2 separate regions of the Mus musculus genome follow, and region 2 is linked to region 1. Evidence: chromatin loops called from intact Hi-C (ENCODE). Cell type or tissue: left cerebral cortex. All regions are shown on one strand. Each heading gives the region's core, and the rest is flanking DNA. Links, peaks and the distances in the headings are about the cores only. Region 1 holds the start of Etnk1 (ethanolamine kinase 1). Region 2 overlaps Ldhb (lactate dehydrogenase B).

Region 1 (8,152 bases), core at 1-5,000:
ACTAAACAAGCAGGCCACAGTGACAAAAGCCTTAAAGCCCAAGGCTCAAGAGGCCAGCCTGGTTTACAGAGCCAGCTCCAAACCGGATGGAGCTACAGTGAGACCTTGTCTCAAAAGAATACAAATAATGACAAAATTGGAATTACTAAACAAGGCCCCAAGGCACCACTGGTTTGCAGTGTCCTAGCATATGTAAGTCCCTCTAGGAGCTGGGGCAGAATAAAGAACCCTAGCCTTGACTTACTGATGGCTCCGCTTCTGATCCAAGAGTTCTGCTTGCACAAGGAGGGGATGAATTTCTAATTATTGATTTTAGAAGTGAGTAATATCTGTTAAATACACATAAGTTCAGATTATGAACCCAAAGGTTACAGTTCATAGTCACAGCATAGGTCAGGAATGGTGGCAAAAACCTGCAACCCCACCACAATGGGGTGCCAGTTGAGTGAGGGATCTAGCCACCTTGCCTGGAAAAAGAAAAATACATATAAGTCATGATTTACCCTCATCTCCTATATAACAGTCAGAATAGCTTTAAGTCCTTCTTTACCCTGGCTTTCCTTCACTAGATTTCACGTGAGGTAAAAGAGAGAGCACCTACCTAGGATTTCCTAGGCAACGATGACTTTAAAAAGAGCTCAACCCAATCCAGCAGACAGCACTTCACTCGACAGCTATTACCACTTTCTACACACAAATAAATGAAAGGAAATTCCAAGCTTCAAACTTGAAAAAGTCACTGCTAAAAAACAATATGGGTTGCCAGCACTGCAGTATACCAGGAAGCAGAACTGCCTTTAATTAGTAAGATATTTTCCAGAAATAGATTTTATTAAATTTTAAAACCCTCTCAAACAAGCAAGTGAATACACTATATTAACAGTCTAACATGAGGGCTACATACAGAGGTAGAGCACTGGCCTAGGATCCAGAGCTGCCTTTCCCAGCACTGCAAAAAATACACAAACAGATATGCTTCCATTTGAAAAGCACTTCCTTAAAGGAAATGCAATAATCTTCCAAGTTATACATAAAAATCATTTTGAATCAACTATTTCCTATATACTTGGCCAACAGGCACACCTTAAATGTCAAAGTCTTTTGTCTAACAAGTTTCTTCCCCAAAACATATGGGTCGGTCTCTTTCAGCTGCTCAGAACACTTCTAACAAGAATCGAAACTAAAACTCATAAAAGCCCCCAAGTGTCAGGAACTGCTCTGGGGCCTAGACACTACTCATGTTTTAATTATACTAAAAAAAAAATTTAGCAAAAAACTTAAATCAATAAATCCTGTATAAACCCCCAACAATGTATTGGAGTCATCAAAATGACAGACGTCTTGAATAATACAAATTACTGCTCAAATCTAAAACAATCCCAAACCGTTAAAATTTTACTAATTTGGCTTGTTTGCAAGGAAAAAGGAAATTCACCTTAGTAATCCTACAAGCTGTGCACTGAAAAAACTATAACCAATTACACCAGATAAATTGTGGGTATGGTGGATCATAACTTGCAAGTGCCTTTTTTTTTTCCTAATCCTAGCTTTTCGGGGGTAGGGGTATCCTTCTGAGAATTTTTGTCTTTAAAGCCACTGACTCACGAAAATATTCCCAGGCCACTGCTCACTCCAACCCTGAGCATTAATTCTTCTAAGACTTTACAAATTTAGAAACCTTCCAATTCAAGCCTTCCTATAACGCACGGCATAGCGTTCCCTAGCATCCTGGCGTGGGCAGCAGCAGGTCCCCGGTCATTCCGCTTTGGAAAGGAGTTGTTCTCCCGCGGCTCGGAGATGGGGATGTGGGAAGATCTCGGGCTGGATAAGGCAGGGATGGGAGGGAAGCGCAGGGGAGGGAGGGCAGCGGAGAGGACCGCGGGAGGCGGATGGGCTGCGGGGTCTGGGAGGAGAGGCATGACGAGGGCCGCGGCAGCCATCCCCGGGAGCCTCTTCAGGGGCCGGGCAGACGTCGCTGACGCGGCGGCTTCGGGAAGGAAACCCGGTGCCCGTCCGGCCTCACCTGCAGGGTCACCTCCCGGGGGTCCCAGTGCGGCCGCAGGTGCCGCAGCAGGCTCAGGGCGCCGTCGCGGCAGCGCTGCTCCTCCTGGTCCTGCACCGTCACGTCGAGCTTCGGCACCTCGGGCGAGCCGGGCGGGACGTGGATGTAATTGGCCATGGCCCAGGCGACGGCGGACACGACCACGACGACCACGGCGACGGCGACCACGAGCGCGGCGGGCGCCGGCAGGCTGCTGGACCCTTCCGTCCCGGGGCGCCCTCGGCGGAGGGCTGCGGCCGCTCGGACGCACGGGCGGGCGGCGGGGGCAACCGGGCGGCCGGACGGGGTGCGCAGTGCAGAGACGCGGAGGCACGGCCGCTCTCGGGAAGATGCCTCAGTGCGCTAGACCGCGGGCGGCCGCGAAGCATGCCGGGACTGGCCTGACGCTAGCGTCACGCCGGGGGCGGAGCCTCGGCTGCGTCAGGCGGCTGGCGGGGTGGCGAACCCCGCGGCACAATGGGCGGGCCTCGGGGCTCTTGGGGATCGGGGTCTCGGGGAGCGCGCACCGCCAGGCACTCCGCTACTGTGGGGTTGGCTGGGCTCCTGCACCCGAAGGAGTCCGAGCGCGGCCGAGCCCAGCCGGAGCGCTTACGAGCCTTGCCGAACACTGCCGAGCCCTGCCGGAGCACTGTCGAGCTTTGCCGAGCCCTACCGGGGCTCTAACGAGCCTTGCCCGAGCGCTACCGGAGCCCTACCGAATTCTGCCGAGCTCTGCCGGAGCGCTGTCGAGCTCTGCCGAGCCCTTTCGAACTCTACCGATGAGCTGTGGAGTGCTACCCAGCCCTGTCAGGAGTCAAGGAAGCGTCACCTTTCTAGATCACTAGGGTCGTGGGCTCTGCTTACTTAGGGCTGACGTTCTTACGGGACGCAGAAGGCACGTCCTGAAATAACCCTAAATTTAAGCTGTGAGCTTAGCCTGGCCTCAACCGGCCAAGCTGGATTAATTTGCTCGCCTTGTTCCTGAAGCTGTGTGCACAGAACTACATGCTTGCTTGGTTCAGCAACCCAGTTCCCTTTGACGGTACATAGAAATCACAGTATTTGGGGCAAACTTTACGTAAAGTGAGAGTAAACCGGTGACAGTGGTGTGATGACCTATACCTGTCCTAGTTCTCAGGTGCCTAAGGCAGGATTGCCACGAGTTCCAAACCAGCCGGGCTACATAGTGAGTTCCAGGTTTGCCCGGGATATACTTAGTCATCAGCCGACCGATAATAGACGACTGAAACACTCATTTTAAGGGTCAGATAGTTGACGTTGCTGAGAATTATTCAAAGCCGGTTATATAAGGTAGAGACTCGGAGGGAATTGGAAGGAAAGAAAATTAGATCTGTCATGCTAAATCATAGCGCGTCCTGGGACTCGCACGGCTACATGAAACCTCCTGTATCAGAAAGGCTCTGCTCTTTGCTTGTTAGAGAAATACTGGCAACCGGATCATCTACAAGTTTTTGGTCCGCCCTTGTGCTTTCCTTTTATGACGGAGACAATGGAGGTGACTTTCACCTTGACTTCTGGCCTCCCCGGGGCTGAGTACAAGTGAATAACTTGTGAATGATCAAATGTTGTATTACCCATTAGCACACATTTATGTTCTCATTGTTCTGAATGAGGCTACATACCTTTGTAAGTCACAAATAAGTCTGAGATAATGATAAACTTCCTACACTAAAAAGTGGGAAATCCACTCCTGCATTTTTGCAACATTGTAAATTTATTGACCATTTTCCAGACTTGAGTATGTGTTTTTAAAAACCACTATGTAGCCCAGCAGTGGTGGTGAACGCCTTTAATCCCAGCACTTGGGAGGCAGAGGCAGGCATTTCTGAGTTCGAGGCCAGCCTGGTCTACAAAGTGAGTTCCAGGACAGCCAGGGCTACACAGAGAAACCCTGTCTTGAAAAACTCAAAAAAAAAAAAAAAAAAAAAAAAAAAAAACCACTATAGAATGCCCTACTTTCAGTACCCTGAGCGCACCCACACACATACACGCACACACACACACACACACACACACACACACACGGTAAGGGGAGTATTACAGGACACACTAGATTATGTATTCTATCTAATGAGACTAAAATAACAGAACACACTAATACTTCTACGTTTTGAGTAGTATCTCCTTATTAAATCGTTACATTTTTAAGAATTATATGGAATATAACTAAACAACTAACACCAAATTCAATTTAAATTAAAAATAAAATTTTAAGAAAGCATGCAAAAGGTCAGGCACAGGGTAACCCTGGCACTCGGGAGGCACCACAGATGATCATAAGGAACTCAGGAAATACGAGAGCCTGTTTCTAAACAGACAAACAAACAAACAAACAAACATACTAGTTCTTTTTCCTTTTTAAAAAAATAAGAATCTTTGTAGGCATCCCATGGCCGACCTGAAACTTGCCTTGAACTCACAGAGATCTACCTACCTCTGCCTCCTGCGTGCTGTGATTAAAACAAACCCACCCCCCACTCTCTGTCCCTCCCCCCCTCCGGCCCTCTCAGTCTGAAAAAGAATTCTAACTATGCAGCCCTAACTGGCCTGGAATTTATTAGGTAGACCAAGCTAATATGGAGCTCACAAACCCACCTGCCTCTGCACTCCTAAATGCTGAGATTAAAACCATGTGATGCCGGGCGTGGTGGCGCACGCCTTTAATCCCAGCACTCGGGAGGCAGAGGCAGGCGGATTTCTGAGTTGGAGGCCAGCCTGGTCTACAACGTGAGTTCCAGGACAGCCAGGGCTATACAGAGAAACCCTGTCTCGAAAAACCAAAAAAAAAAAAAAAAAAACCATGTGATAACATGCCAGGAAAAACTCACCGTTAGCATATTCAGAGGAGCATAGCATTTACCAAGAAGACACACAGCAAAGCCAGCATCCATTGAGAACATGTGCAACAACCTAAGTCATTAAGGACTGTAACTTTAAATAACAGTGAGATTCGGCTAAAACTGAGAAGACTAAAACCGCCAAATTCTGGTAGGAGCATGTGACCATCCTGCCTCTGCCTCCCGTCAGACTTGGTCCGTTTTGTGGGTTTTATTATCTGCATGGCCAAGCGAGTTGTCAACGATCAGGGAGTGTGTTCACCTCTTCTGGGTTCATCTTTTGTACTAGAAAGTTGGCCCTAGGAGGAAAAGGTACAGTTTATCTTATCTACTGCCACATTTCCAGGGCTTAAAATAGCAGTGGTGGCATAAATGATGCTAATCAACTGTAAGCCATGCTAGTAAAGACTTGACACTCTGCCAGCCCACTGTAAGTAAGAGCAGCCTCTGTCAGGGATTCCATCATCAAATGTCCACAGATTATGATGGATGCTTTTGATGGCCAGCTCATCTGTTATCCTGGGTCTAGTCTTCTTTCCAGTGGGTCAGTAAAACTGTAGCACCATGTGACAAACACCGAAAGGATGCACGGCAGTTGTCACGACAAACGTTATCAGGAAGCATCCAGTTTGTGCCAGTTGCTTCCCGTGTGTATGGGTCTTCCTTGAAAGCTCACTCACTCTCTCACTTCAAGGACTGATTCCCCAACATAAGACATCCCAGCTCACCTGTAGCACACACACTTCTCTTGTTTATTTTCTTTCCTGATTAGTGGTGACGGTGGTGATGGTGGTGGTGGTGGTGGTAGTGATGGTGATAGTGGTCTCGGGGCAAACTCAGGTGCAGCCCAGGCATCTTGGCCTCATTTCTTACACTGAATTTTTTTTTCCTTTCTTACTTCTTTTTTTGACATTATTTTACAGTTCACAGTTTTATTACGTTGTATTTATTTTTCTGAGGAGAATAGTATCCAAAGCAGAGGACAACTTGTAGAAGTCTGCCCTCTTCTCCTCCCTTGTTGATCCTAGGGATGGAATTCCCTTCATAAAGCCTGGAGTGCATGTGACTGCTGAGCCATATTGCTGGCCCCCATTTCTTTCTTTTACACATGATAAAACATCTTTAAAACTCTGCTCTGTGATAACCACATCGCACTGTTAAGTCATAACAATTATGCCATACATAAATGATGAAGGAGAGTATTTATAACGTGTTATGTAATGAGCATTCTGTGTAAGGGAGCGAACGCATGACCGAGTACAAACCCAGAGGTTCAAGTGATAAATATTTTAATTATAACAGAGTTCGATTTCATTCCCAGAGTAACAACAGAAAGTATCTACTGAAGAAAATATTCTGTGCAATCAAATTATACAAGCATGTCTAACAGCTGGATCATCTACCCAATTGAAAACATGTTTAATTGGTTATTACCCAGCGGACTCTGAATCAGCATACCACAGAGGTGCTCACACGCTTATGTTTGTCGCTGAGCTAGTCTTAGGACTAAGAAGCGAACCAGCCTAGAAAGACAAATGTAGGATCTCTGAGTTCAAGGCACAACCTGTCTACATAGTGAGTTCCAGGACAGCCAGAGCTACATAGTGAGGCCCTGTCTAGAAAGAAGAAAGAAAGAAAGAAAGAAAGAAAGAAAGAAAGAAAGAAAGAAAGAAAGAAAGAAAGAAAGAAAGAAGGAAGGAAGTGACATACACAACCCATTTTGCTTAGCTTTAATGAAAAAGAGAAATTGTAATATTTGTAGGAAAACGAACTGGAAATCATTGTGTTAAACCAAACCAAACAAGTAAGAAAGAGAAAGACATACTCTCTATGCTCGATCCCTCTCTCTCTCTCTCTCTCTCTCTCTCTCTCTCTCTCTCTCTCTCTCTCTCTCTCGTGTGTGTGTGTGTGTGTGTGTGTGTGTGTGTGTGTGTGTGTAAGGAAAGGAAGAAGGAATGGGACTCCTGACAACAAGAGAAACATTGAAGAATCAAAGGGAGGTGAGCCTGATGGACAGTGGGGGAGGGGAATGGAGAGAGTGGGGGAGGGGAACAAGCTAAAACACCATGAAATAACACATGTGCATGAAGATTCTGGAACAATACCCATTTCTTTGTATGCAACCCCCCAAATTTAATTTTAAGGATGAAAAAAAATGCTTAATACCACTCCTATACACCTAACAGAAAATTAAGGTTTGTCAATGTAACATTATCTGAAAACTCAGAATTCAGAACATCTGCAATACCAAGCATTCAGTGTGAAGCAAAAAAAAAAAAAAAAAAAAAAAAACAAAAGGAAAGAAGCCTTAGCTGAACAAGGCTACACCTGCTCTGCTGAACCAGGAGAAGATCGCCCGAGGCAGCTGGCTGCCTACAGTCTGCACGCCCAACCCTGAGGCAGACCCTGTGAATGACTTCTGGGCGCACAGTCATAGATTATACTGCTGCGCTGTGGGGCAGGGCTGACGGTGCAGGTCCTGTCTTGCCTCTTGCGTTCCCGGCCTCGAGGATAAATCTAATTCTATCAGATCGCCCTCTAAGAGCAGAGAGCCTACGGTTTTCCACTATCCCCTCCATGACCCTAAGCAGTGTCTGTGCGTTACAACTGGGGATGTGACGGAACAGAGACGAGTAAACTGTCCCCAACTATATTATATAAAATCCACAGGAGGCTACGTGAGTTGATATCTGTCTGCAGTTCCAGCACTTGGGAAGCGGCAGCAGGAGAAAGCTTTGGCCACATTAGACCGTGTCTCAACAACCAAACCAAATTAAGTAATAACAAATTAAGTATACGGGGGCTGGGATATAAGGGGTAAACTTTCTGGTTTTGTGCTTCAGATTTATTCATTTTTAGTTTATATGTATATGTATAGGCATTTTACATGTACGTATGTATCCATGTGTGTGCCTGGTACCCACGAAAGTGAGAAGTAGGGTGTGGGATCTGGAACTGAAGTTACAGTTGGTTCTGAGCTGCCGTCTGGATGCTGAGAACCGATAGGTCCCCGGAAAGAGCAGCAAATGCTCTAACCGCTGAGCTCTCTCTCCAACACCTTGTTCTGTGTAGGAACTAAAGCTGGGGCTCTTCACACGCTAGGATCATGCTTTGTACATGCTGGGTGCCACGGACCACTCCAGTCGGGTATGGGGGTGCCTGGAATGAGGGGTCCTCGAAGGTAAGTTGGTAAGGATTCGGCGGTGACAAACAGAAACAAACACAGAGGCAGTCTGAACCTGAGTGTATTCTG
Region 2 (5,000 bases), core at 1-5,000, 660 kb after region 1:
AATTTTTATTTTTAAAAAAAAAAAGGTCAGTTTCATGGCATCTTCTTCAGTGCCTGCTTTTCTGGTGTCTCCTTGTGATTTATCTCATTGTATCTGTTGGGTGGGCCCCATACCAAGAGGGATAGCATAGTGACTTGCCTCGTTTCTGTGGTGGTAAACTGAGCTCTGTGGCTGGAAAATTTAGATGCAGTGGAATCTGTCCTCTTAGGACATGTTTGTAGAGTTTTTTGTAGAGACATGCTTGCTGAACTTTGAAGAATGTCTTCCTATCTTCAAACTTTGAACCTCTGGCTTTATTTTGAAGTGATTTCAAGTGTAATAGAAATTTGTAAAGATTATTTTGATAATGAACACTTCCACATATGCATCTTTCAGATTTATCAACCTGCTGCATTTTGCTTTGTCTCGTACTCTCTCTACTTCCTTCCTCTTCTCTCTTGCTCCCTCTCTCTATATATGTACATGCATATGTATATACACACATATGTATATATGCATTCCTTTAACCAGCTGAGCATATCTTGGCAAGATCAAAGTTTCTGAGTTCTCCAGCTTGTTTCCACAGTCATTGTGGCCCGAAGCTCTCGACATCAGTTGTAAGCTGCTTTGGTGTCTCCAGACTTGACCTTCCTTCTGCTGTCTAACTGTCTAGACTCCTGGCTGCCCTTACACACACCCTTTGCCGTTCACACCATGGCTTCTTTATGTTCCTCTTAGTTTTAGTGGCTTGAGGCCTTGCCTGTTCTGAGAGCTTCCTTAAATGTAGGAAGAGAGAGAGAAGCAAGCTGGCAGCCCCTCCCCCCACCCCCTGCCCGCCCTGGGTAGAGCACACTGACCCTTTTGTGTGGTAGCTGCTTGAATTCCTCCCACCAAGCATATTCCTTCTGCTTGTGAAGTTTAATGTGTTGTTTTGTTGGGGATTGAGCCCAGGGACTCTTTTGTATGCTAGGCAAGCATTCTACAACTAAACCCCTGAGTTCTGTTCTTGACCTTTTTTATTTATATTGTTTTTAAGAGTCTGTATGTATCTCACGCTGGCCTCAAACTTGTGACTGTTCCTGCTTGTGGGGATTGAATGTTGGGGTTACCTTACCAGTGTGGGCTATCGTGCCTGACCCTAAACTTTAACTTCTTTGGTGTTTTGCCTGAATAGATGTTTGTGCACTCCTGCCCAAAATGGCCGCCTTAGAAGAGCGTGTTGTTTGCTCTGGAATTAGAGTTTAAGATGTTGTGAGCCACCACGTGGGTTCTCGGGATCTAGACTGATTCCTCTACAGGAGCAGCCAGGGCTCTTAGCCACTGCGCCACCCCTCTAGCCACCGTGTGACCTTTAAGTTCTCAAGGATCAAACTGTGAATCTTTTAACTGAGAAACAATTATCAAAGGACTCATCGGTGTGTGTTCTTTTCTCCTTTCTCTAGCTACTTTTTAATTAACTAGATACTTATGATAGGTGATAGTTTCCTGAAATGTAGGGGTTTTAAATGGTCTTTATTTAGTGTTGACTCTTACTTTGGTTAAAACAATTGAGCTTACATTTCTTTTAAAAATGTGTGTGTGTATGTGTGTATGTGTTATATACACATAAAATTAAAGAAAATATCTAAAGTGTGGTGTCGGGCATGATGGCACATGCCAGTAATCCCGACATCCAGGAGGTGGAGCAGGGGAGGGCATTACAAGTTTGAGGTGCTCTATTTTAAATAACTGGTAAACTTAAAAACTTTTCTTTTGTGTGTATGGTGTGTATTACTGTTTTGTTCTGGGGTCTCCTCTAAAAAAACCAGGTTGGCCTTAGTATCTTGGCGGTCCCTCTTGCATCAGTTCAACCTTCCAGGTGCTGCGATTCTTGGCCTGTTATCACCTCATCCTCATAGGAACTTGTCTTACCCTTGTTTTAAGATAAACTGAGGTCACCTGTCAGGGTCACACAGCTGCAGCAGAAGAATGGCTCAGGTGGCTGTCCTCCACGTATCTGACCATAACCCAAAAGTTGACAATAGAGATAAATACGCCCCAGTAGAGAACATGGCTGCCGTGCACAAGGCCTTGGATTCAATACCTCAGCACCACAAAACAATGTGTTTATTTAGTATGCGTAACCCACCCAGTGCCACAGCAGCATAGGACACTGGAGAGAACTGTGACCCTGGATCTTGCAGCTCACTGCTGCTGCCGCCCAGGATACCTTCCCACATATCCCCAGGTTAGCCAAAGCTCAAAATGCAAACTAGCTAATGCCGCTTACCGGTTGGGTTAATTATTTGAAAAGTTATACCTTTCCCTCCCACAAAAATCCCATGGTTAATAGGCACTTGAATATAAAACCACCAGCCTTAAATACCAACACATTGATGGCTGTCATTCATTAACTAAGAGGCGAAATCCACAACTGTATCTGTTCCACTGGAGACTTAAGATTAAAAGATTTCTACGGTAACACTCTTGGCTTCCAACCAGCCTTGCTCCTTAATAATATCTTTATATTCACGGTGAATGTATAATCTATGGAGGTGTGGGTAGAGAGACTTGAGACAGGCAGCAGCATAGTTGCTATGCCTCTGTCTGTATAACTGCTCTTCGAGGAGGTCTGTCATACACAGCCAGCTGGATTCAGCTCTTTGGTTATTTTTCTTTAGGTATTGGCTCATCTCTTTCCTTCGACTACGCATGCACTTCCAAGCTAATTCTCCACACGCTCTGACACAGAGACCCTGACATCCTGGGATGTGGTTTCCTACATTAAGCTCTGAATTGTGTTGCCCTGCTAACTGCAGTGGCTCACATGTGCTGTTACTAAAGGATGATTGGACGCGCTGATCCTGGGCACCCGCACAGCCTGTTAGGCTGTTAAGTGGGAGGTCTTTAAAATGCAAATAAGAATTCTGTGGGCTCTAAGATGCTCCATGGAAAAGGAGAAGAATCTTTTTTCCCCTAAACATGTTTAAGTAAAAAAAAAAAAGTAGATAAAATTAGTATTCATATTTGATACAGAGCTGTCATCCCCCCCTGTGCCTGGGATTGGGTTCCTGATGACATAACTCTTCATCCTATGACTTGGGTGCCTTGCCTGCCAAGACCCTGAGCTGCTCAGAGCCAACCTAAACATTGTAGGTTGTAGATGATTGAATACCATACTCCAATGTCCTTGAGGATTTTGGCCATTGGGTGCTTAGCCATTTGTAGAAGGCTTCTGTGGGGTAGATTGGGGCTAAGCCATCCTTGCAGGATTTTGGGTGCTGGATTAGTGACAACCAAAAACACCTGGCAAGCAATTTGAATGAGAAGGGGCTTAATTTTCCCGTACAGACCGTCATGGCAGGGACAGCACAGTAGCAGGACTGTAAGGCTGCTTGCTAACATCTTCACAGATGAGCCAGGAAGTAAAGCCAGCTGTTCTGTAAAGCTCAAGGTCTCCATCCCAGTGGCTCATTTATCTAGTGAGGCTTCATGTCCTAAAGGTTGTATAGTGTCCCCAGTTAGCACCGCTACCTAGGAACCACGTGTTCAGAACTCACGAGCCTGTGGGCTATTTGACACTCAGACCACAACAGGAGCGAACGGCTGGTTTTGTGTTTCTAGTCTCTGGCTGATGAACTTGCCCTGGTGGATGTGTTGGAAGACAAGCTCAAAGGAGAGATGATGGACCTGCAGCACGGGAGCTTGTTCCTCCAGACTCCGAAAATTGTGGCCGATAAAGGTGGGTAGCTTCTTCGCACTCTCGAAGGGATCGAACATGAAAGGGGTTTTCGTATGAATGGATACTTGGGATGCACCCTCCAGTACGGCAAACTGATCACTCACTTTTGTTGATTTGTTGCTATCTATTACTGGAAGACTCTGTCCTAAACTTCTCTCTGTTCTTTCTTTTGTTATCCTCCATTTGTTTGTTCATTCTTTTATTTTTTTTATTTTTTATTTATTTTTTTGAGACGGGGTTTCTCTGTACAGCTATGACTATCCTGGGACTTGATCTATAGACCTGGGGTATCTTTGCCTCCCAAGAGCTGGGATTAAAACCATGTGCCACCATTGCCTATATAAACTTTTTTTTTTTTTTAACTAGGGAAAGCTAGAATTATGGGGCAGTTTTAGTAATCTCTAACAACAAAAAACTCATGACCTATTTTAGTAAGTTCAAAGACTACAGAATTTCCATCTACTTAGAAATGGTCCCCCCCCCTTTATTATTTAAAATTTGCTCTCAATTCTACTTTTTGTAGACTATACAGTCTTTTTTTTTAAAAAAAACTTTTTATTTATCTATTTATTATATGTAAGTACACTTTAGCTGTCTTCAGACACTCCAGAAGAGGTCGCCAGATCTCGTTACAGATGGTTGTGAGCCACCATGTGGTTGCTGGGATTTGAACTCTGGACCTTCGGAAGAGCAGTCGGGTGCTCTTACCCACTGAGCCATCTTACCAGCCCTATATAGTCTTTTAAAATGAGACCTTCTCCAGGTCTGCAGCTGTATCATCAGGAAAAAAAATCACAAATTATGATGTATGATGGTGGTGGTTGCTTTCTGCATCTTTCTCACACAGGCATGCTTTTCTGCATCCGTTTCTAGAAAACCATTTTCTGGAGATTGTGCTAACAGGTGCACACGGCACATGAACATTTTGTCATGAGCATCCGTGTAGCATTTGGTGCTGTACACCACATAACAAGTGTTCTCTTCATCGGCTTGATTTCCCGAGTGTGTGCCCTGTGGTCATTTTGTTTGCTTGAGATAGACCTCATGGAATCCATGTTACCATGAACTCACTATGCACTTGAGGCTAGCCCCTCCCAATGGCTGGGATTGTTAGTGTGTGGTGCTTTGCCTGGCAAGACCGTTTTATTTCTGAAGTAAAAGTTTGGCTGCATATTTTTTAAATCAAATCCTTTTTAAAAAATATGCTTTTAAAACAATACCAACAACCCTAGCAGGGCCCATATGTAGCATCCTGATTTTTCTAGTAGACTGCACTGCATTTGTCCCAGGGGCATCTTCT

What was found. Hi-C counts contacts between places; a loop is a spot of excess contacts. Peaks named below come from ENCODE experiments on the same cell type or tissue, not always from the same donor. Only the 100,000 strongest peaks of a DNase experiment are listed, where the experiment ranks them.
Region 2: a loop joins it to region 1, with 3 times the contacts of the local background. A loop is called at or near these places in 2 of 42 quality-filtered maps.

What each region holds. Positions count from the first base shown.
Region 1 is chr6:143,161,508-143,169,659 of GRCm38, reverse strand. Etnk1 (ethanolamine kinase 1) reads right to left here and starts at 2,430. Exons shown (of 8, transcript NM_029250.2): 1 at 2,024-2,430. The coding sequence starts at 2,179. In left cerebral cortex, for the core only: a CTCF peak has its summit at 2,779; DNase peaks (open chromatin) are centred at 1,823, 2,173 and 2,606; H3K4me3 peaks cover 3,524 bases; H3K27ac peaks cover 2,864 bases.
Region 2 is chr6:142,500,040-142,505,039 of GRCm38, reverse strand. It overlaps Ldhb (lactate dehydrogenase B), which reads left to right. Exons shown (of 8, transcript NM_008492.3): 3 at 3,583-3,700. Among named protein-coding and RNA genes, the nearest start is that of Ldhb, 5.4 kb to the left of the region's middle. In left cerebral cortex, for the core only: no CTCF peak of the experiment used is centred there; DNase peaks (open chromatin) are centred at 746, 1,159 and 2,803; H3K4me3 peaks cover 1,007 bases; H3K27ac peaks cover 1,338 bases.